Linked DNA regions of Mus musculus: region 1 is linked to region 2. Evidence: chromatin loops called from intact Hi-C (ENCODE). Cell type or tissue: heart. All regions are shown on one strand. Links, peaks and the distances in the headings refer to the core of each region. The heading gives the core; the rest is flanking DNA.

The links. Hi-C counts contacts between places; a loop is a spot of excess contacts. Peaks named below come from ENCODE experiments on the same cell type or tissue, not always from the same donor. Only the 100,000 strongest peaks of a DNase experiment are listed, where the experiment ranks them.
Region 1: it touches region 2 in a loop (3-fold over the local background); 2 of 42 quality-filtered maps call a loop at or near these places.

Annotation. Positions count from the first base shown.
Region 1 is chr13:99,743,149-99,754,548 of GRCm38, reverse strand. No RefSeq gene overlaps it. Among named protein-coding and RNA genes, the nearest start is that of Gm24471, 56 kb to the right of the region's middle. In heart, for the core only: no CTCF peak of the experiment used is centred there; a DNase peak (open chromatin) is centred at 6,248; H3K27ac peaks cover 397 bases.
Region 2 is chr13:99,371,029-99,382,428 of GRCm38, reverse strand. The region is part of intron 4 of Mrps27 (mitochondrial ribosomal protein S27); the gene reads right to left. Among named protein-coding and RNA genes, the nearest start is that of Mrps27, 32 kb to the right of the region's middle. In heart, for the core only: a CTCF peak has its summit at 6,712 (motif pointing left); a DNase peak (open chromatin) is centred at 6,708.

The DNA.
Region 1 (11,400 bases), core at 1,567-9,566, 370 kb before region 2:
CTTCAGGGCTTCCCAGTTCAAGGCAGCTTTGCTGTGCCACGTTTACATTTCTGCAGATAAGGGCACCAGCCATGAGGGGCGGGCCTCAGCTCCAACGCTGGAGTGCCTGTCCTTCATTCCCATATCTGACTCCACCATCTGGATGCTGCAGTTGGCAGGGAGTTAGAGAAAGATATCTGCTGGGACCACAGTATGCTGAGCGGGTAGGAGGCAAATTCCAGTCTGAACCAGTAGAGGACTGTGCTCTGGCAGTACACTAACTACTTTATTCATTGTAGATGCTGAAACTGGAAAAATGGTAATACACCTGTTTGTGTTTGAGGAGGGCTCGTTTGCATAATTAAATTGTCAGCGCCATCAGTGTGTGAGCGCCTCGCCCAGCTCCAGATGGAAGCCCTCATCATTATAAAGTTAAGAAATAAAAACATTTTGATTTGTAGAGGCAGTAAAATTGTGAGAAAACTCTTATTTAAAAAAAACTATTATTATGTTTTCATGTATGTAATCAATAATAAGAATAAACATTAAAATAAAAACCTGGGGCTAGAGAGATGGCTCAGCACTTAAGAGCACCTGTTGGTTTTGCAGAGGACCCACACAGTGGCTCACAACCATGCATAACTTTAGTTTCAGGGGTCCTGACAGCCTCTTGACCTCCTTGTTAACCAGATATGCATGTGCTAAATATACATTTTACATATATCCATGCAGGCAAAATATTTATGCACATAATAGTGTTTAAAAGTCTTAAAAAGTCAAACCCTACAAGCCAGAGCTCTAGCTCAGTGGGTAAAGCACCTACTGTGCACGGGGCCCCAGAGTTCAGTGTCAGCACCGAGTGAACTGGGTGCGGTGACACATACCTGTGATTCCAGTACTCAAGAGTCAGCCACAGCCTGAGCAGGAGTGCAAGATCATCCTTGGTTACAAAGAGAATTTGAGGAGAGCTTGAGATACAAGAGGCTCTACTCCCTAAATCCATTAAGGCAATGTGGTTCACTGACTGGCTACTCAGACAAAATATAGTGAAACCCACTGTCTTTTTACACAAATTACATGGAGACAATTATTAAGTCACTTGAAAATCCTCCCAGGGACTGTGGTCAAACCTGAATGTGATGTTTGTGGATTTTCATGTGTCAGTAGCAGAAAAAAACAACCTTTCATTTGTAAATATGAATCTGATAGAGACCAAGTTCATTGTCTTGTCTGCCTTGGATATGAAAAGCCCACAGTACTGGTGAAAATATTTCTTGGGATTTATTTAACATATGACCTCCAGCTCCTGAGGTTTTTGTTCTTGTTATGGAGTTGGTTTCTGAGTTGATGGGTGAGTGTTTTAATCAGTCTGCTGTAAGTCTGACCTCTGCAAGGGTCAAAATATGTGTGGTTTGTTTCCCGGTGAGAGACTATAATTTAAATGGAAGAAGGTCAACGTTTTTATTTATTTCCACCAAACGAATGTTTTCAAGTCTTACTGGGAACACTGCAACCCAGAAACTACATCTACTACCTGGAATTAGAAACTCATTATTTAAAAAGTGCTAATCACAGCGGTAGATTTCAGAGAGAAATTTAATGTTGCTAGGTATGTGCTGTTCTAAGTACCAGCTAGCTCACTGGGAGGGAGAAGAGAGCCTTGGTAGAGGTGAGCAGGGTATCCAAGGACAGGGGAAGGAGAGGTGGGGATGAGAGGAGAGGCAGGGGAGACGATAGAGGGGGAGGAGGGGGGAGAAGAAGAGGAGGAAGAGGAGGAGGAGGAAGAGGAAGAGGAGGAGGAAGAGGAGGAAAAAGAGGAGGGAGAAGAGGAGGAAGAGGAATAGGAAGAGGAGGAGGAGGAAAAGGAGGAGGGAGAGGAATAGGAAGAGGAGGAGGAGGAGGGAAAGGAGGAGGGAGAGGAGGGAGAAGTGGAGGAAGAGGAATAGGAAGAGGAGGAGGAAGAGGAGGAGGGAGAGGAGGAAGGAGAGGAGGGAGAAGAGGAGGAAGAGGAATAGGAAGAGGAGGAGGAAGAGGAGGAGGGAGAGGAGGAAGGAGAGGAGGGAGAAGAGGAGGAAGAGGAATAGGAAGAGGAGGAGGAGGAGGGAAAGGAGGAGGGAGCGGAGGAAGGAGAGGAGGATGAGGATGAGGAGGAGAAAGTGGAAAAGCGAAAAAAGAAACTGAAAGAAGAAAATAAGAAAGAGTTGAGGGAGGAAAAAGGTATCCATGTAACCAGGGACGATTCCTGGGAGCAGCCTTTCCCTGACCTACCCCGCCTCTATTTTCTGGCCATCCTTCCCCCACATCCCCCACCCCGGTTTGTTCAAAGTTTTCCCCAAGCTCCCAAGTCATGCCTTGCTCACTGTAATGGAGGTAGCAGATCCAGCAGGAGCTGTTCCTAAACTAACATCTTTCTTTCGTTTCTGAAAGATCTTGACCTCATTGTTGATCCCAGATGCTGATGAGACCAAAACTCTCTCTGTAAGAAGTGAGCGACCAACAGTGTTTGAGTGCTGGTGGCCAGCACTCCAGAGAGAGCATGGGGCTCACAGGACAGCCCGAGCTGTCAGTTCCCATCTTCCACCTCGTTCCAGACAGGGGACAAGAGTTCACTGCTGCACAAGCCAGGCTTCTTGGCATCCTAGGATTCTCCTAGAGTCTCTGCCTCTCACCTCTTGCAGGTGGTGCGCTTGGATTACAGACGCGGGCTACCAATCCTGCCTTTCTGTGGGTCCTGAACTCAGATCTCCATACTGTGTGCCGAATGCTTTACCCACTGAGCCATCTCTCCAGACCTGTTTCGGCTTTTAAACGAAAAGCCACAGAAATGGTAATTTTGTTAGGGAACCTTTTGGAATTGAGGGTTGAGACTTTTAGTCAGGGAAGATCTCTACAGAGGAGCCAGGCTTGTGACACAGCTTCGTTTCTACTGCGTGTTAGATCTTTGCTCCCCCCTCCTTCCTTTCTCTCTCCATCCCTCTTCCTTCCATCCCCCTTCTCTTTCTCTCCTCCCTCCCCCTCCTTCTCCTGTGCTCTCTAAAAATTCTGTGATAGAATCGAGGCCCTGAGCATATTTATCTTCATAAGTTGCCTTTGACTAGTTTGTAATGACCTGAACATATACTTTGCAAATTAAAATGAGGATACTTGCGGCTTAAGGATCACAGCCTTAGGTTTTAGCATAAGGAATATATGCATGTAGTTCTTTTGGTCTGGGCCTGCTCTGCCCAGCGCATGTCAGTCATTTGCCCATGTGGCCATTGTTCATTTGAAATGGGATAGATATGAATGTGTAACTTACTATTTAAATGTATTCAACTTTACTTGATTTAGATATAAAAAACTGATAGACAATTCATTCGTTGAAAGACTTGTGGCATATGCTTGGAACCTCTTAGGCATGTATCTTGCAAGAATCTAATTAAAAAAAAAACCTGTTTAATGAAATCCAAATATACAGCAGTGGCTATTTTGTACAAAAAGGCCAGGCATCCTGGACTTCAGCGGTAACCAATTGTACTGTAGGTAGAGAAAGCAAATGTAAACCAGAAATGAGAGTCTATTCCAATGAGAACAAAGCACCACCCTTCACACGACAGACACATTCCAAAACACCACCCTGCCACATGGAGTCCATCTGGCCCTCTCTAGGCACCACGTTGGAGTTCCAGGGCTGTGCTCCCAGCTCTGGCACAGCAAAGTGGCCAGCTTTATGAATGAAAGTGATTCCAATTATGTGCCATTAACAAGGCCTTTGCTCCGGGCGTGGTGGTGCACACCTTTAATCCCAGCACTCGGGAGGCAGAGATAGGCGGATTTCTGAGTTCGAGGCCAACCTGGTCTACAAAGTGAGTTCTAGGACAGCCAGGGCTACACAGAGAAACCCTGTCTTGAAAAACCAAAAAAAAAAGAAGGCCTTTGCCTTAGGTGAGCAGCCTCATGGGACACAAAGATTCCCTCAAACTTTGTTCATGCTGAGAAGCCAATATCTGTTATCTCCCCCCCCCCCCCTCTCTCTCTCTCTCTCTCTCTCTCTCTCTCTCTATCTCTATCTCTATCTCCACACACACACACACATACACACACCACCATCACATCACCACCGCCACCACCTCCCCACAACCTCCTCTTCCTCTTCCTGTCTTCTAGTCTTGCTATTTTGTTTCTTTAATCACGGCCCTTCTGGTACTATCATCCATGAAACAGTGACCTTTCCTTCCTTAGGTTTTCTCTTATTGTGTTAATGTACAATGAGATACACCAATAAAACTTGGCCACTCGGAGCACCTGTCTTCCCCAGTGTCCTTTGTGTAGCTCTTGTACAGCCCGCAGACCAACCCACATTTGTCTAACTGAGAATACCAAGTCCTACTTGACTGTCTTTCATTTTGACTCTTGGCTCAACTTCTTTCCCTCCATCTCTGGACCTCAAAGAAAGACTTTTACCATTTTTAGTTTCACATCTAGTTCCTAGCTGTGAGAAACATGGATTTCCTCTTTCAGATATGCGTATATAGTCTTATGATACAAATACACTTTTAATGGCCTGGGAAATACTTTAGAGTTCACGAGCTTCAGCCTTGCCCTGGCGAGTCTTTCCTTCTCTTATAACATGGCTAACTGGCTTCCACAGGATGCCAAGTTAGTGAATGATACTCTATATGTTTAAGGTGACAGAGACTCTAGGTATTTGTTGAATTACTTTAGAGAAAACACATGTAGGTTGAGAGTATCTTTAGGCAGTGTATTCTGAGATGGATGTGAGTGGGCAGAAGGTCTGTCAGGGCCAGCCTTGGAATCATCACTTCTGGGAGGGAAAGATACAGGATGGAGATGAGAGAGTAGGGACTGTGGTGTGGGACCGGTGATGGAGTCAGGGACTTTCAGAGCTGTCCTCAGCCTGCTGTGCATGTTGTCCACGCAGTAAGGGGTGGGGGTGTCTTATGGTGGGTAAGTACAATCACTTTCATTCATAAAGCCGGCCACTTGCCATGCCGGAGCTGAGAACACAGCCCTGGAACTCCAACGTGGTGCCTAGAGAGGGCCAGATGGACTCCATGTGGCAGGGTGGTGCTTTGTTCTCACTGGAATAGACTCTCATTTCTGGTTTACATTTGCTTTGCCTACTTACTGTATGATTGCTACCCTTTCCAGTGGAGGAGGAGAAAAGTTCACATGGGGCCTTGTGACCAGAAGGCCAGAAATGAAAACAAACGTGTGCTCAAACTTCTTGTTCTTGCTGTGATGTATGATGAATGAATGTGTGTGTATGTGTTAGTATGTGTGTGTTAGTGTGTGTGTGTGTGTTAGGGTTTTGTTGCTGTGAAGAGTTGACCATGGCAACTCTTTAAAGAAAAGATTTAATTGGGTCTGGCCTATAGTTTCAAAGGTTTGGTCTATTATCACCATGGTGGGAAGCGTGGCAGCATGCAGGCAGACGTGGTGCTGGAGAGGTAGTTGAGAGGCTTGCATCCAGATCTGTAAGCTGCAGGAAAAGGGAGTGAGCCACTGGCCACGGCTTGTGCTTCTGAAACCTCAAAGCCTGCCCCCAGTGACCCTCTTTTCCAATAAGGCCACACCCACTCCAACAATGCCACACCTCCTAATAGTGCTACTCCCTATGGGCCTATCTGACCATTTTCATTCAAACCACCACAGTGTTTGTGTGCATCTATAATGTAAATACATGATTTTTCCTTCCTCACTATCCAATTGTTGCACAGAGCACATGTTAGTTTATAAGCTGCATAAAATAAGCATGGTATTACACTAAAGCCAAAGTGGGTAAAAATAGATATTACCTAGAGATTCTTGAGTTGTTGAGAGTCTATTGTTCCCAGGGGGACAAGTAGCATATGATAGGTATAAACACTTGAATGTGTGTTTCAGATCAGTGAACACGAGGGTGGTGGAGATTCAGGGGAGTAGGATGTAGTGACCTAATAACCAATTACTACATTGGCATTGGAAGTCTAAATAATCCACCTTTGGGTAAGCGATGGTGAGTGGAAGGGGTCCACCTCTCTCCCAGAGGGTCAGATGGTTCGGTAGTGGTATGTGCCTAAGTTTAGTCAGTTCAGTGCGTCATGTGGTATTCTGAGTCTGGAGTGGGTAGCTCAAAAATTAACCCTCCCCGCTTCACCATAGAGTTCAGTTGCAACAGGTCAACGGTAGTGTTGAGTGTTATATGCACAGCCCAGCAACAGGGACAGCTGTGCTTGGGCGGAACTGGGCGGAGCTGTTTCTGCAGAATCTCGACTCCGCTCCTGTTTATCTCACACCTCTTTTCTCTGCCTGTTTCCCAAGCCTTAGAGAAGGCACTTGTCCATCAGGAAGTGGTGAGTCACTGTCTTCCCAGGGCATTTCTGTCCAGGGGACACGTGCTCTTCAATTTATATAGGGTCATATCCTAAAAAAACAAAACAAAACAAAACAAAACAGAAAAAACAACCAAAACCCATTATGCAATGAAACTATCAGTAGTTGGATGTGTTCAGTACACCCAACCTACTGTGCACCATGGCTTATTTGAAAGGTGTGTAGAACATTTATATTAACTACAATCAGGCAAAACCATCTGACAATAGACCGTCTTTCTTATAATGAGGTGTTGAATAATGTATTGGAAGTGAGAAAAAAAATAGAGCAGTTGTCTGGATACAGATGGGCATGATTTATGCTGAGTGTGTGTGTTGGCTCGTACCGACCTGAAGTTAAGAAAGCATAGTCAATCAGAAATGCTCTCCCCCGTCACATTGCGTGTGCAGACGCATCTGCCCCTGTCCAGCCACAACCCACTTTTCTTTTCTCTGGGTGAATTTTGGGTTGGGTGTTTGTTCTTGGCCATGTTATAGTGGTTGGTGTGCTCAAACAGAAGCTCGTCGAATGGAATGCTCTGACTCTTCGGAGATATGTCTACCCTGAAGTGTGTCTCCTTCCGCCCTGGGGACTGAGCTCATTTTCCCAATGTCACCAGCCTGCTTCCAGTCCTTCCGTGCATCTTTCTGGGAAGTCTTCCTGGTGAAATCACTCCTATGTACCAATCCTCCTTCTATCACTTTCCCTTCTTGGTCTTAAGGGTGTATGTTTTGGCATGTTTTTAAGAATACAGACTTTTTTCTTTTTAACTTTTTACTGATTCTTTGTCAATTTCACATTATGTACCCCAATCCCACTCATCTCCCCATCCCTTTGTATCTGCCCTCCACTCTTGCAACCTCCCCACCAGAAGAAATAAAAATATCACTGTGGAAGCTGTAGTGTGCCACAGTGTGTCGCACAGTACACCACTTTTTCACTCACACCGCAGTGAGTCATTGGTCTGGTTTGAGGCCTCTGTCCTCTACTGCACTGTCAATACTGGAACCTCACAGAGACTCCTCTCAGATATCCTGCTGTTGCCCTGTGACATGGAGATCCTACAGCTTTGGATCTGCATGACCGGTCCCTTCATGTGCTCCAGTGGTTCATAGATGAGGTAGATAGGCCAACTCAAAGCCCTGGACCTGGGCCTGGGTGGTAGCTGAGCTGGTCAGCTCGGTGGCTCTCACACTCGCATCACCCAGCACTGTCCTGGCTAGACCAGGCAATGCTCCAGCAAGTGAGGGGCAGGGAAAACTTCCCTGCTCTCATCTCCCCAGGGCCAGCTCTGCTGTGCAGCCCAGGTGAGGTGCAGGGCCTGCTCTCCCAAGTGCTGCAGCCCAGACCTATGATCTAAAAACCGAGTGGTGACAGCCTTACTTTCAAAGTAAGGCTTACTAACCTCTCCCTTTCTGGGACGATTTGTTTTCGGTATTTTGATTTCTGCAGGCAGCTTCACATCTCCCAAGATGCACCGGTGCAGCCTCTCCACCTGCTCTCCTCTGGTCTTTACTCTTCCTTCAAGATCATTTTACCTTTTACTCTTTGGGTCTTTTTCTGTTTTGTTTTTTAGGCTTTCTTACAAGCCAAGGGGGGTGGGGGGCTTGGATATTTGTGAATAAGCTCCTAGGTAGGCTGTTGAGGAGCCCATGTTAGTGGGTGAATTTGTTGACTAGAGTGGGGGCCTTGGCTCTAAGTGAGAGGCAGTCACTTTGAAGGTCTTTACCAGTTGGAGAAGTTTTCACTCTGCTGAACCAGAACCCCACACCCAGCTCTTGCAAAAGATCATTGAATTTACATTTCCAGTAAATGTAAAGACAAGGATGGTCAAGTAATGTGAAGACAAGTGAAACTCCAGGGTTTTTGTTTTTTTGTTTTTTGTTTTTGTTTTGTTTTGTTTTTTCGAGACAGGCTTTCTCTGTATAGCCCTGGCTGTCCTGGAACTCACTTTGTAGACCAGGCTGGCCTCTAACTCAGAAATCTGCCTGCCTCTGCCTCTCGAGTGCTGGGATTAAAGGCGTGTGCCACCACTGCCTGGCGAAAGTCCAGTTTTACTTTAAGACTTTCCTTTTCAAGACTCGGGAGTAGCCATCCGACCAGGTGTTTGTCAAGCTGGGATGTTGAAGGGCAATGTCAGGGAGATGGCTTTACACAATAATTTTTGATTACTGACCGTCTCCACTCTCATCTCGACACTCTCTGTCCTCTGTGGTTTTCTCTGTTGTCTCCTCCACTCAGCCCCTACTTAATGCTCTTCCATCTGCTTATGATTTTAAAATGTTATCTTTTTTTTTTCTTTCCAGAATTCTCTGGGGAAGAGATAAAATTGTCTGTGGTGTCTGCCACTTTGCGTGGCTCTGTAATGTAGTCAGTGTGTAGAGAAAACCATGACATTTGTCACTTCTCTAGAAGGTAGAGTCCCTGCCACGTCTAGTGACTGTACTTCCTCATTTAGCCTGTGCTGCCCTGGGCACTGTGGGGAGGGAGGCTGGAGAGAAAAGTGCGAAGAAGTAAGCTTCATTGTGACTTTGGCTCCTGAGTGCAGTGTCAGAACGGGTGTCTACCCTTCTCAGACTGTTAAGAGAAGACATTCCAGGCTCAGGTAAGGCCTTGGAGGAGGAAGCAGGTGAGCCGGGCAAGCAGCTGTTGCTAAAAGTTTGCGTTGGTAAGAGGGAAAGAAGAGACAAGCTAAGTGACAGTCAGTGTGGAGTTCAAGGAGTATATAAGATGGGATCTGCGAGCAACTTGAAGCATGAGTCCTGTCAATGAGGGTACGTTTGAATGCAGAAAACTATACTGTCCTCAGTGTCAGCGGCACACCGAGGGCAGTGATAGCTGGCGCGGGCACATCCCTCCCCCCACCTCACATGTCTGTAATGGTAGTGACCCCAGCTTGGATGAAGGAAAGCCACACCTTGACCATTAGTTTCAACTTCCTTCCCCAAAGATGTTCCCCTGGAACTTGCAGCCTGTGCAGTTGGCCTCTTTGTCCTTTCTTTTCCAACAGAAGACTAACAAAGCAAAGACGCATGCCTTGGAAAGAGGGGAAAAGAAAGAGACACCCCCTTTTCGAGCCCCCACTCTCTACTTCAAGGTGTCCTTTGCTTGCCAGAGACAAAGACTACTGTTTTGAGCAGTTCTATTCCCGACCTAAAACTTGCATGGAGGCATGCATGCATCAAGGGGATCTTGCCATCTCTCCTGGCCTCGGCTCTAGCACAGGTGGTCACATAGCGCTAATAAACAGGTCTGTAGGGAAGTGTGCCAGGCTGAACTGCCCTTCATTGTGGAGCTCCTACCACAGCATCCAGGCTCAGCTGCTGAAGGCAAAGGAAACACGCCCCGCTGAGTAGAGGCAGCCCAGCGGCTCCTAGGGGTTTGCGTAGTTGCTATTTCACTATCTCTTTCTGGTTGCTCCTGAGAAGGCTATTTTGAATTCATGTTTTGTTTCTCCTGGCTGACTCCTGACATCAGCCCCCCCCCCCCCCCCTCTGGCTCTGTCTTCCCTTCCGGCACGAGTAGGGTAGGCCTCTTTCTCACTCTTTGTCCCTATTCCGTCGTCCACAAGCTGTCTCTGAGCTACAGCACCCCGGGGGGCTTTCACCGCCAAGGCTCTAAACACAAACAAATAATAAAACTTTGAGTTGCCATAAGTGCTCATTATTCCCATTTGATCATCATATGCTTATATCAGTTTAGTGCACTGTACCCCATAACTATGCATAATTACTAGGTCTCAGCAACTCAAAATGCAGTCTTTCAACAGCAAAATTAAACTGGTGAAATTAATCCTAACAATACATGTATTTTATATTCAACATGTATTCACACTAAAACTAACAGCCCCCAGTACATTTCTGTGCAAGGCTCATAATGCTCAGCTCCACCCGGTCCCAGCCCTGTACAAATTAGAGCTTCCACACTCTCCTGGTCCTCAAAGTAAAAATACCCATAACTGCTCTCCTCTGACTGCCATTGCCAGCAAGAGGCCCCTATCCCAGTCAGGGTCCCTGTCTCTTCAGGATATAACCCAAAGCAGGCAGACAATCATTCATTTATGGAAATGAGTCATAAGGGACTCTGCTGGGCCAGCATAGCATAGGCAGGTTCTGATCCTGCTTTAATTTAATTAAGCTTTGTTTATTTAATCAGCCAGGAGATATGTGTCCTTAGGCAGGAATTTGCCGCTGCCCCTCAGCTGTGGTTTTGTTTGTGGGAGGAGAGCTGGGTTCTGCTTCATATTTTTGAAAGGTTTTGGGGTTAACGGTCTGGTTGCAAGCAAGGCACTATGGGGACCTGAATTTAGCAGCTGCACACAAGCATGTATGCAGACCTGAATGGGTGTGGACACAGTGCGTGCTGGTGGGTGTGCTGCTCACGCACAGGGTCTGGTTCTGACTCTTAGGCAACGATGTCCAAAGGGCTGGACCTATTAGTTTGCTTTCTTGGTCTCGCACGTCACTTAAGAGAGAAGAGCCATTCCTATAGTGTAGAAAACAAAGACATGGCCCTGTTACTGCTTTGGACTTCAGTTTAGTCTTTCAGGAGGAGCTGTGTCAAACCTATTTGCTCATGGATTATACAACACGCTACAGCTGAGATCTCCCACCCTAGCGTTCTCCCAGCTTTGAGTGCAAGGACAGAGAGGCAGAGGCAAATAGGACCTGTCCATTGGTGCAAAATAACTGTTCTTACTGGGGAGGAATAGCAGAGAGCAAGTGCTAGAACTTGCTTGCAGTTTTGGAACTGACAGTTTATACACATTTGTGGGGGGTGCAGGTATTTCTGTAGGATACACACACACACACACACACACACACACACACACACACAGAGAGAGAGAGAGAGAGAGAGAGAGAGAGAGAGACTTAACACATTTTCTCTTGTATTAGTTCTGTAATGTCTCCAAACACTGTGATATTGGTGTAATCAGCCCCATTCAGTAGTGGAGGAAACCAAAGGTCAGACTCTCATGGAGACTGGTGCCAGCCTTGAGCACTGTATTGAACTGGTCCATGAGTAGACAGTGGTGAGCTCTACCTTTTCCTCTAGACTTATACTCTC
Region 2 (11,400 bases), core at 1,832-9,831:
TGTAACCAGAGGAGAGGGTCACCACTGTGCTACAGCTACCAGACATTATATTTTGTCCATTTTTATTTTTGTGCTAAAAACTGCAAATGGGTACTGGTTGAAAAAGAGTAAAAATCATTACATAATAAAAAAATGTACCAGGTAAGAGCATTTGAAGTAAGGGTGAAGTAGTTATTCAGGATGTTCTAAGTAATTAGGTCACTCAAAATATGCATGAAATGCTGGGCTGTTTCCAGGACAACAAAATGCCAAGTTTCAGGCTATTTCCTGCTATAATTAACTAAATCATCTACACTTAAGTGGCATCTTGCATATGTTCCTGAAAACTACTTCATGTTGTGACAATAACGCTGATCAAAAATTGACTGAAACAGCTAAAACAAAACAAAAAAAAACCTCCCAGAGATTCATGAAAAACAAAACAAAACCCCACCACCAACTGAGTGCACCAGGAGTTGTCCTGCATTTTTGTACTATATTATGATAAGAAGCATATTTTTAAAAAATGTTTACTGCATGTATTTATTTATATGGGTGTGCAGCCATGTATGCAGACATACCATAACGTGTGGAAGCCAGGGGCAACTTGAAGTCAGTTCTCTCCGTCTACTGTGTGGATCCTGCGGACTGAACTCAAGTCCTGAGGTTTAGTGGCAAGCACTTTTACCCACTGAGCCATCATGTTGGTTCAAGAACAGGAGTTTTAAAAAGCTGAACTACTGAGCAGCTGATGGCTGAGAGTCTAGTATTTGAGTTTCATAAGTGGTGATGTAATGCAATCACCATAAGCAATATCCACACCGTGAAGGCGAACAAGAACTGGATACCCTCATCCATCACTTCCTTGCTGTCCCGTCAGCTGCCCACTAATCCACTGTCTGCTGCAGCCTGAAGACAAGTAGAGCAAACTGTACCTTAGGCCACTGCTAGTTCTGGTGGCTGTACTGAGTACTGAGTACTGAATACAGTGCAGAGCAGGGTTCTAAGATGGAAGTACAACTGCTGGCTTAGGAGTAACCATCAACTACTTCCTGCTCTTGAAAGCCTGAGGACTCTGAGCTATAGTCAGCCCTGTGTTTGGATGAACCCTTCCATGTGCTGAAAGGCAGACTCCTCTAGGAAGCATCTACCTGACTGTCTCCTACGGCTTCCTCTTACATTTACAAAGTAAATTTTAACAGAGCATATTACTGAGGTGGGGGACTTCTCAGTTCGAGGACTCAACATCTAGTAATACGCACAGTACTACCAACAATTCCAAAGGTGTCAGTGACCTCATCACAAGCCTTCAGAGGAAAGACAGGGGAAGTCTTCTCAGCATGTGCTTAGCAATGGAGTCTTAGATATGATAATGAGAGAAAAACAGATTAATTAGAATTTAAGCAAATTTAAAACTTTTATATATTAAAAGACATTATCATTATAAAATGGGGAAAAACCTACACAGTAAATCTTAATTGGAAACATCTGCAAATTATGTATTTGGTAAGGGTCTAGTATGCAGAATATAAAAATTATTTTTATAGATCAACAACAAAAACAAAACAGCATATTAATGTATACAACATATGTAATAACAGATAAGAAAAGAATAAATAAATTCACAGAAACAGAAGGTAGAGCCAAGGCTGCCAGGGGCTGGGGAGAGGTGGTGAAAAACAACGGCTTCACATGGTGTCCACCAAATGGCTGAGACGTGACTAGGACTAGCTGCTTCACGGGCAAAGGAGTGATAAAATGTTTCCTTTGGAGTGATGGAAATATTTTAGGTTCAGGTAGTTATTGCACAAAGTTGGGATGTACTTTAAAGCTGTGAGTTTTCTGTGATATATATTCCATCAGAATTCCAGGCCGAATACCTCCCCTAAAGAGACATATTAATCTCCAGTACCTAAGAACATGACTTTACTAGGAATTATGGCAATCAAATTAGATGAGCTTACAGAGAGGTGTGTCCTACTTTAATACAACTGGTGTCCTTAAAAGAGTCACAGCCACACATAGGAAAGTGTCAGGTGGTCAGAATGGTGCATCTACAAGCCATGCAATGCCAAGGAAGCCAGAAGGTGCTATGGAACAGAGAGTGCTGAACTCTGAGTTCATAATTTTGGTCCAAACTGTAAGAAAATAAATTTCTTTGGGTTTTGAGCTACTCAGTCTGTGGTACTTTGTAATGGCAGCCTTAGGGAGGTAATGCACAATGAAAAAGCAAGGCTGGCAGCAGGCTTCACAGAGGCAAGTGTGAGAAGCACACACGCTACTAGTCTGAGGAGAGCTCAGACACCCAAGTCAGAGCACTTCCATGAGAAGAACTGGAGACAATGGTTCTAACCTGAAGCTTACAGTGACAGCCAGTCCATACTAACTCAGTCAGTCAGTCAGTCAGCCAGCCAGCCAGTCAGTCAGTCAGTCTGTCAGTCAGTCACACAGTCAATCAGTCTCTCAGTCGGTCATTCAGTCACACACTCACTCAGTCACCGAACGCTTATTACTTCCTGCCAGCATTTGAAGATAAAAGACCTGTGAATTCTGAGGTTTAATTCAAGAAAGTTTTCTCAAAACACTGCTATTCTAAAAGCTTGATGATGTCACACAACCAGGCCCATGTGGTCAGTGTACCTGGGAGAAGTGAAAAGGGGCAGCTGTGCCCACCAGAAGGTCACCACTGGCTGGAGTGGTGTGGAAAGAGACCTCAGCCTGGCGTTCATTTAAGACTTAGCTGACTTTAAAAGGATCAAATCCCAGTTGCCAGAGCACTGCTCAGTTTATGTAGAAAGTACAGTACTTGCTGCATGATAATGGAGGAACCAGGAGAGATGATTCCCTACATGTGAGGATTATATTACAGAGATACCTGGCTGGAAGAGTTGGTTGGAACACTGTTAAGACAGTTTATGCGCTTCCAGAAAGACCAGGACAGCCTGGGGACCTGAGGTTGGATAAGCATTTTACTGCTCTCCTAACTCTCAGAGAGTGGCAGTGATGACTGATGACTGGACACAGAGCATCAGTCACACTGGTTTGTCACCTCAATAAGCAAAGTTGGCTTCAACAGATGTCCCAAAGTTATAAAATAACTGGGTAGTGATAGTCATCTGTCCATCTACAACTGGAAATTGCAAATCCAGGAAATCATTAGTATAACTTGTAATATCTATGTCCTAAGAGAGACAGAATGGTGGTTCTGTTATGAAAAATCAAGATTATTGACTTCAAACAGATCTACTTCCTTGTTTAATGAGACAAGATTAGGATCTTACCATGCAGCACTGTGTATCAGTGCTCTCTGTAGACCAGACTGTCCTTGAATGCAAAGATCCACTTGCCTCTGTCATCTGAATGCTGGGATTAAAACTGTACATTACTTCATCCGGCCCTGATACATTGGTTAATTATCTTATTTTTATTATCTTTGAAGGTACTATAAATAAAACAAATAGAGATAGTAGAAACAAAATCAGAAAATTGTTTGGAGCTTGGCCTAAGATAATATCCCACCACGGGCAGAGAGAAAAGACAGAGGGGAAAGCAACGGGCTCTAAAGAGCCAGATACAAAGGCAGATATACCCACTGTCTCTTTGTCCTCCTCCAGACAATCACCAGCTCCTGTCTCAACAGGTCTAAGCCCAGTGAGGAAGAGGGACAACCACAGACATTCCCTATATATGGTATTCCCATACTGCCCTGCACCTAACTGAGAAAAGGAACCTAGGAGCAACGCGCCTGCGCTTGTACTGACGTAAAAGAAGCTCCCCAAATAGTCCTGCCGTTCTCCCATGTGCTAGGACTCTACAGCTGGCATGACTGTGGGCAGAAATGAGAAGGAAAACTGGACTGGACTAGGGGAGGGAACATAGACATAGGACCAGAATGGCTACCATTGGCTTCATGAGTCTGCTCTCGCTAAGCTTAGCAAGCATGCTGGCTTCATGGCTGAGGAATCTCCTTGTCTCCCAAGGGGAGCTCAGAGCCCTAGAGACAGCCCCACAGAGAACACAGTTCCTCTGTAGCTTGGACCAGGCTTGACTCTTTCCAGATCATTTCCACAGGCAGGGGAGAGTGGTTTCTAGTTTTCTCTATTTACTTTAAAGATGAAGAAGCTGAGATCAGCAAGGCTTAAGCAACTTGACAAGACTCAGACTGTTTGTGTTGGTGGAACCACACAGACCTGTGGGTTCCAGCCCAGTGCTTACTGCTTACCACAGCATGGCCCTAGGTTGGCATTCTATATTTCACTATGTAATCTATCTGAAAATGCACCCCCAAGTTATCCTCATTTGCTCATTTGACGAGTTCAAACGATGTATGAACAGAGGAAAACAACATGCACACAATCAGAGCTTTAAATATTAATTGGCTTATAAATTTCATTTTGTCATCCAGTCAAACAAACATTTTCTAAAGATCAGCTATGTTCCGGTGCAGAGATCACAAAGTCACTATGATAGAATCATCCTCAACACTCGAACCATAGCTGGCCGTGCTCCAGAGAGAGAATACACTCTGTCCACAGGGGAAGGGTCAGACTTATTTCTGCCAAAGATGAAGATATCAAAACAAATAAAAGAGACTCTGTACTATTTTACCATAATAAGATATCAAAATTCTGAGAAATAAAGTGCTCCAATGTCGCTTTCCAAATAAGTATCTAGGGAACGCAGAACTACCACAAAGTACTTGGCTAGAAGGATCTGAGAGTGGAGCCCAAATGATTATTATCTACAAAGAAAGGTAATACTAACAAATGAAAGCCAAGAGAAGGTGGGTGGAGGGGGACGGGGGAGGACACGGCATTAGAACGTCCTCAGCGATTCTCACCTCAATAAACATGTACATTAAGGTCAGCCCTAAGACGCCAGCCTTGACTTCAAATCTACACTCTGTCCAGAGGCGAAAGCTAACTTTACATGGTAGCAGGGAAAGAGCCCATCTCTAGTCTTTCAGTCAACTCCTTCAAATAAAATCTGGGAGTCATAAATATGATAAACTTACAGCACTATTGTCAGCACACAGCCTTAGCTTGAAAAGTCATCCTCTATTAAAATATCTTCCAAAAGCCCAGCGGTTTATAGATCTCTACTGACATGAGAAAACAAACCCAGGCTATTTCTGCCTCTCTGCTCTCTTTGTACCATGGGTGTTCCGGGATAGGAAGGAGTGTTTCGACACCACTACAGAAGGTGACATAAACACACATACCGAGTGTGCTTTCAGGAGCAGCACGCTGCTGAGGGGATGTGAAGCTAACCTGACCGGACATTTGTGGAGCAGGCAAACAATGTTTTTATGAGCCTGGATGATATGGAAACAATGTTCCCTCAGGTTTAGAGGAAGAACCAAATAAATCCAGGGTAAGGTCTTTGGTCAGTCTCTAGCTGCTTGGCCTTGGAAAGGTTTCTTGGTTTATATCCTTCATCTACAAGAGGGGGATCCAGAAGTCCCCCTGGAATCTGCAGGCTATTCTAGGAGAGGATGAGGACGAGGACATTGGATTATGATTATCATCAGCGAAAAAGCCCCATAGGCTGTCTGAGGTTTGTGGCCACATCTCTGAGGAGCTCAGCTATCATCTAAGGCTCCGCTGGGAGGAGGATGCAGGAACTACACATTCAAACGAAGCGTTTGGAAAATACGTCTGAGAACTAACGAGGCTGCTAAACATGCTTCATGATACAAGTTGAGCACTGATACAGGTAGAACTGTAGACTACTTCCTATGTCAAAGCACAACATGGGTCATGGGTTGTTCAATAAATGGCAGAAAAAAGACTAGGGACATATGTTTTATGCATATAGGTATGTAAGTATATAAGGTATATATATATACACATATAAGGTATTAAGTATATAAGGGATATAAGGTATGCATATAAGGTATATATGTATAAATCTATATCTCATAATTAATGTGATTCTATATGAATCACATATACATGCTAAAAACAAAAGCATACATTAATTGGGGGTTAATTTACTGGGCTGAAAAGTCTTGTATAAAAACAAAAAGAAATGAGAAAATGTCACTTAATTCAAAGCTGTTCCATAATCACTAGAGGCCCAATAAACTAGAAACCAAAAACAACCCCTCCCTGCCTGCCCCCATAACCCAGCGTGAGTATTCATGGCCATTTATTCTTTCACTCGATTTTAGGATTATCTTCTCAGGCCCTCAAATAATTCTGCAAAAATTAGATTAACTTTATAAGTGAAATCTAAATTAACTTAAACAGATTCACTTAAAACAGATAAATGGAGGTATAATAAAAAGATTGCCAGGAAACATTAAAATACAGACTTTTTTTTTCCTTTATAAAGTTAAAAGCCTTAATCATCTTTTTCTATTTTTGAAATATGAAAAATGTTGTCTGTTTCATCCTAACCTTGAAGGCCACAGTAGATCAACCCAACCTTCCATGTAGCAATGGGCTACACAAGCAGGTTACTCAACTTCTCCATCAGGGAAAGAGGAGTGCTGAGAAGAGCCGACAGCTTCAGCCATGCCGAGCTGCTGCTTGCTCTATCATCAGAAGAGACATACAAGTTCTCTCTCAGCTGTGTGACTGTCTGCAGCCCAGAACCCCTAGTCGCTATCTATTCTGTGCTTTAGTTACCAACTCAGTAGCACTGGGCTAAGGTTGGGTTGGGGCAGGCTTTTTCTACTCGGGAATCCCTTCCCTGCAGACAGAATGCAGATGACTCTCTGCTGCCCCCTTTTGGTCTGCTATGGTTGCCGTAAAGCTTTGCAACTTGTAGCTATTTATAGGGCAACCTGATGTCTTTTAGGATCAGGACGCTTCCCCCAAATTTGACATCCTTTGCCTCTGGGTACTGAGCACCCTTCATAAGCACCTACCTGTCTCTCCCCATTTCTGAATCCTGCTGAGGCCTGGACTGTTGATACCCTTAGTGAAATCTGGCAAAGATCACTGGAGAATAATGGGTTTAAAAACCAAAATCTGAATTTAAAACACAATTTCCCTTAAAGAAAAGTGAAGAGAAAAATAGTCCTTGTCTTTCAGGGACGAAGCCTGGCTACTATCTAAGCTAAATCTCAGCAACCATTCACCTCCTCTGCTCGAGACCCTGCAGCAGCTTTTAAACAATTCCTCCAAGCCTCCTATCTACGGAGACAGGAGGATTATTTAATATCGATTAGTAAAGAGGGAGGGGTGGAGGGTGTAACAGTATTACATATGTTATTTATATGTTAACTATGTTAGCATATGCCACACCTGACTCTCAAGGCCTGGTACCCTGACCTCAGAGACCACAACTGAACCTCCCTTTAAAACTGCTTCTCAAGTAAAGACAAATCATTTTCTGACAAGTCAGTAAGTAGCTGAAATATAATTTTAAGGAAGGGTCAGAAGTTATATTAAAAGTCAGGGCAAGTATAGATGAGGCAAAACAGGGGACAGGAAACAAACCAGAAAGCACAGGACACTCTCAGGACGGGAGGCCACTGTGGCTGTGCTCTGAGAACACTGTGTTCGTTATGAGAGACATGATACCTTTCACTACCTACCACTAACTCAGCAAGCTGAGAACTGGGGTGATCTGTACCTATGAGACCCTCGGAGTCTCATTTTAACATTCTTCCCACGCCTTTCCTATCAACTGTGCCAAGGCTTTTAGCAATGAAGACTCCTGGATTATCTATCACCTCTGGGAGGCACCCAACACCCAGCCCCCGCCCCTAAGTATGGACCATGAAGCGGTGAGTATTTCCCTCACTGGCTGCTTGGTCTACGAAAGACTGCTTTAAGTCCCAAACTCACCTAGAAAATGAGGATGCTGTCTTAAAACCAACGTTGATATTTAAAGAAACAGAACAGGCCTCCAAAAAACCCTGTCTGTTTAAAACAACCATAAAGGGAAATCTATCATGGAAATCACAGCAGTCACGATCAGTGAAGAGAATCCACAAAGGTTCTAAGTATCCCTTCCCTAGACACAGAACATCTGGAAATACTTAAGGATGGACTTGCTCTTGGCCTTAAAGTCATGATGCAACCAACTGCGACTCCTGCTCCCTCCCACCAACTCCCCCTAAACCTCCGCTCATCTGCTCCGCTCTCTAACACTGTGGCAGCTCCTAGAAGCAAGCTGCAAACTCACCTGCAAACACTGCACATAAGCAGAAGCTTTAGTTTGTCTCTGCATCCCACAGGCTTGGTTCAAGGTTCCTGACTATGTCATGAAAACAGCCAATAGAAAGAGCTGTTGACAAAGGACTGTACTGCAGGAAACAACTCAGAGAACCTGTGCTTTGTGAGCCTTTCAGAGGCAGGAGACATAAGGATAAAGAGTGCACGAAAGTTAGCGGGGATCACTAACACTATTTATGACTGAAACCCACGACGGATCAGAAGCCCCAGTCTTTCTGTGACCTAGTCTTACATGGACTGCTTTTTTGTTTGTTAATCATGACAGAACTGACTGAAATGCTGACAATACCATTTAAGCGTACAGTGTTTCTGAGAAGCTAAGCAGACCAGGCCCTCATGCTCACAGGGTCTGAGGCTTTGGGCTTAATGAGAAAGCCAGGTGTTCCCCCGGGGAGCCAGTATCTACAGTCAGCTTAACAGGCTCCAAGTCACACATCAAACTGGAGCTTAAACTGCCTCTCCCATTCTGCTATCAAGGCTTGAAAGCACCCACCCTCCACAATACAAAGGCGGTCATACGGCTGCTGATCTCTACATGTTGGCCTTTCTTTAGGGCTGACTGTCCGTCACAGTTTAAGGTCTCATCCCAACTCTGTTCTGGTTACCACCGAGACGGCCTCTGACGGCCACGCACAGGCAGATATGCTGGCCTGCTCCCTAAGCCCTGGGTTCAAGTCAGGTTTCCACCCATGGCTTCTAGAAGCTGACTTGCTCACCCCAGACATTACAGAGGTGGCTTCAATTTCAATTCAGATTCTAAAGTAGAGAAGCCTCAGAGGCCACCTAGACTGCAGGTGCCCAGCTGCTGCCAGAATGCCAGGCAGAGCCAATGGCAATGCTTTGGCAAGTGTGCTCCCTCCAAAGCTCTGTAGCCAGCTCTCCTCTAAGGACTAAGTATGGTCAGAAGGCAGAGGACAGCAACCTAGAAACACGGAGGTGTCCATAACAAAGTGAATGTCCAGCCTCCCCCGCCCCACAACTGCTTCCAAGGCAGCACTTCAGCCATGTTCCGGTCCTTTTCCCATTAGCCAGGGCTTCATCTCCAACCCTCTTTGCTTTCAACTCTTCATTAACTCTGTTGATTTATTTTCCCCTCCTGTGTATAATCCATTTCTCTCTCCATTTCTACCGCTGATTACCACAGGTCAGATCTTTATCACTGCAAGCAGGGAAAATTAATTTCCTTCCTACTTTTAACCATTTAAGTAAAAAAAAAAAATTGTTACTAATCTTCATGGAATGAATACCTTGTTATAATACACATTTCTCAAGAGTCTACTGATGATAATTACCTGTGGGTCATTAAAAAAGTTCTTCTTGACTAAGAAATACACACTCACAACATAAAATTCAAAAGGTCCAAGACAGAATTCAATGAAAAATTACCCAGGAGTATTTCCTGAAAGAAAGCACTGTTAACAGCTTTTGTATGACAGTTCTTACCACTCAAAGGCATCCTATGTACATACTCCTGTACATATATACACACATGTATCACAGAACATGCACACATGCCACACAAACCATAACTTGTCACCTAATAATTCTGTGACTTACCCCACAGCATATATAAATATACGTCAAGCACTCATTCTTTTTACCATTTCTGCAATCCTTTCTCCCTCTGTCTAGCAACCTTAGCCCTCAGTGGTCTCCACAGGTGCCTCTCTCTCTGATGGCAGGCCCCACAAAGTCAGTTCTAACCTCAACTTTACCACTCAGGTCCTACCTTTTTTTATGCATATTTGTGGATAACAGCATTAATCCCTCTTTCCTTTTACCTCAAACATATTTTAAAACATAAACCTTGTTCGTTTTTTGAAAAAAGACTTATTTATTTATTATATAAATACACTGTAGCTGTCTTCAGACATACCGGAAGAGGGCATCAGATCCCATTACAGATGGTTGTGAGCTGGGATGTGGTTGCTGGGATGTGACCTCTGGTAGAGCAGTCAGTGGTCTTACCCGCTGAGCCATCTCTCCAGCCCCCACCATAACCCTTGTTATAAACACAGGGAACTTACCTATTACATGTGGGTTTGCCTGGACTCTGAACAGCTTCACATACATATTCATCCTTACGGATCTGCAGTCTTTTTGATTTGTAGTGATTATACCATGTCTTTCCTTTGAATACACCAGTTTCAGTGAATTAAGAAACTGTTCTTCTATCTCCTATTGGCTTTAGAACTTCCCTTATAAACAGATCGGATTCATCTTATGGACACAGTAGTTGGTAATTGTCCTCATGTATTCTCATTTTAAACCTTGTCAGAGCAGTTGTTTCAACAGAAAAAGAACAGCTAATTGACACAATTAATCTGTATCTCCATGTCCCTATATTTACCCCCTTTTCTTTTTATCCAAATAAATACTAGACATTTAATACATTTTGTTGATTTGTTTGCTCCTAGTTCCTCCACATTAAGAGTGCATACCAGGCATGGTAGCACACCCTTTTAATTACAGCACTAGGGAGGCACACGCAGGCAGATCTCTGTAAGTTTGGTGCCAGCCTGGACTAGACAGTGCTCCAGGCCAGTCAAGGCTATATATTAAAGACCCTCTCAACAAACAAACCAAACAAACAAAAAGAAAGAATGCATGTGTGGGCTGGAGAGATGACTCAGCAGTTAAGAGCACTGGCCACTCTTGCAGAAATGAAGGCTTGGATCACAGCATCAAACATGGCAGCTCATACCCATCAATAACTCCAGACTGTTTTAGAACAGTTCCCTTTAATACTAACAAAAGGGGATCCGATACACTTTTGTGGCCTCTGTGGGTACCAGGCACGCACGCGGTGCACATACATACTCGTAGGCAAAGCACTCATTCACAAACTACATCTTAAACCACATGGAGATGTAAATGTGTGCACACATGAGGCAAACATAGCATGGGAAGACCTATTTAGACTTTTTAAAAGAACTTTGATAAAGCAGAGCCAGATTAGAATATCCATATTATCTAAGGAAAAGACTACATTAAAAACTATAGCCAGCAAGACAAGATATTTGTATACCAAATAAAGCAAAACGGAGATCAATAGAACAAAAAGTCATATGAAAATTATTACCAAGAGGTTCAGGGCAATGTGAAAAGAGTGTTGTGCTTACAGTAAATGGCCTGGATAAAATTAGGTGTTTTAATGAAAAAAAGGAAGGAAGGAAGGAGGGAGGGAGGGAGGGAGGGAGGGAGGGAGGGAGGGAGGGAGGGAGGGAGGGGA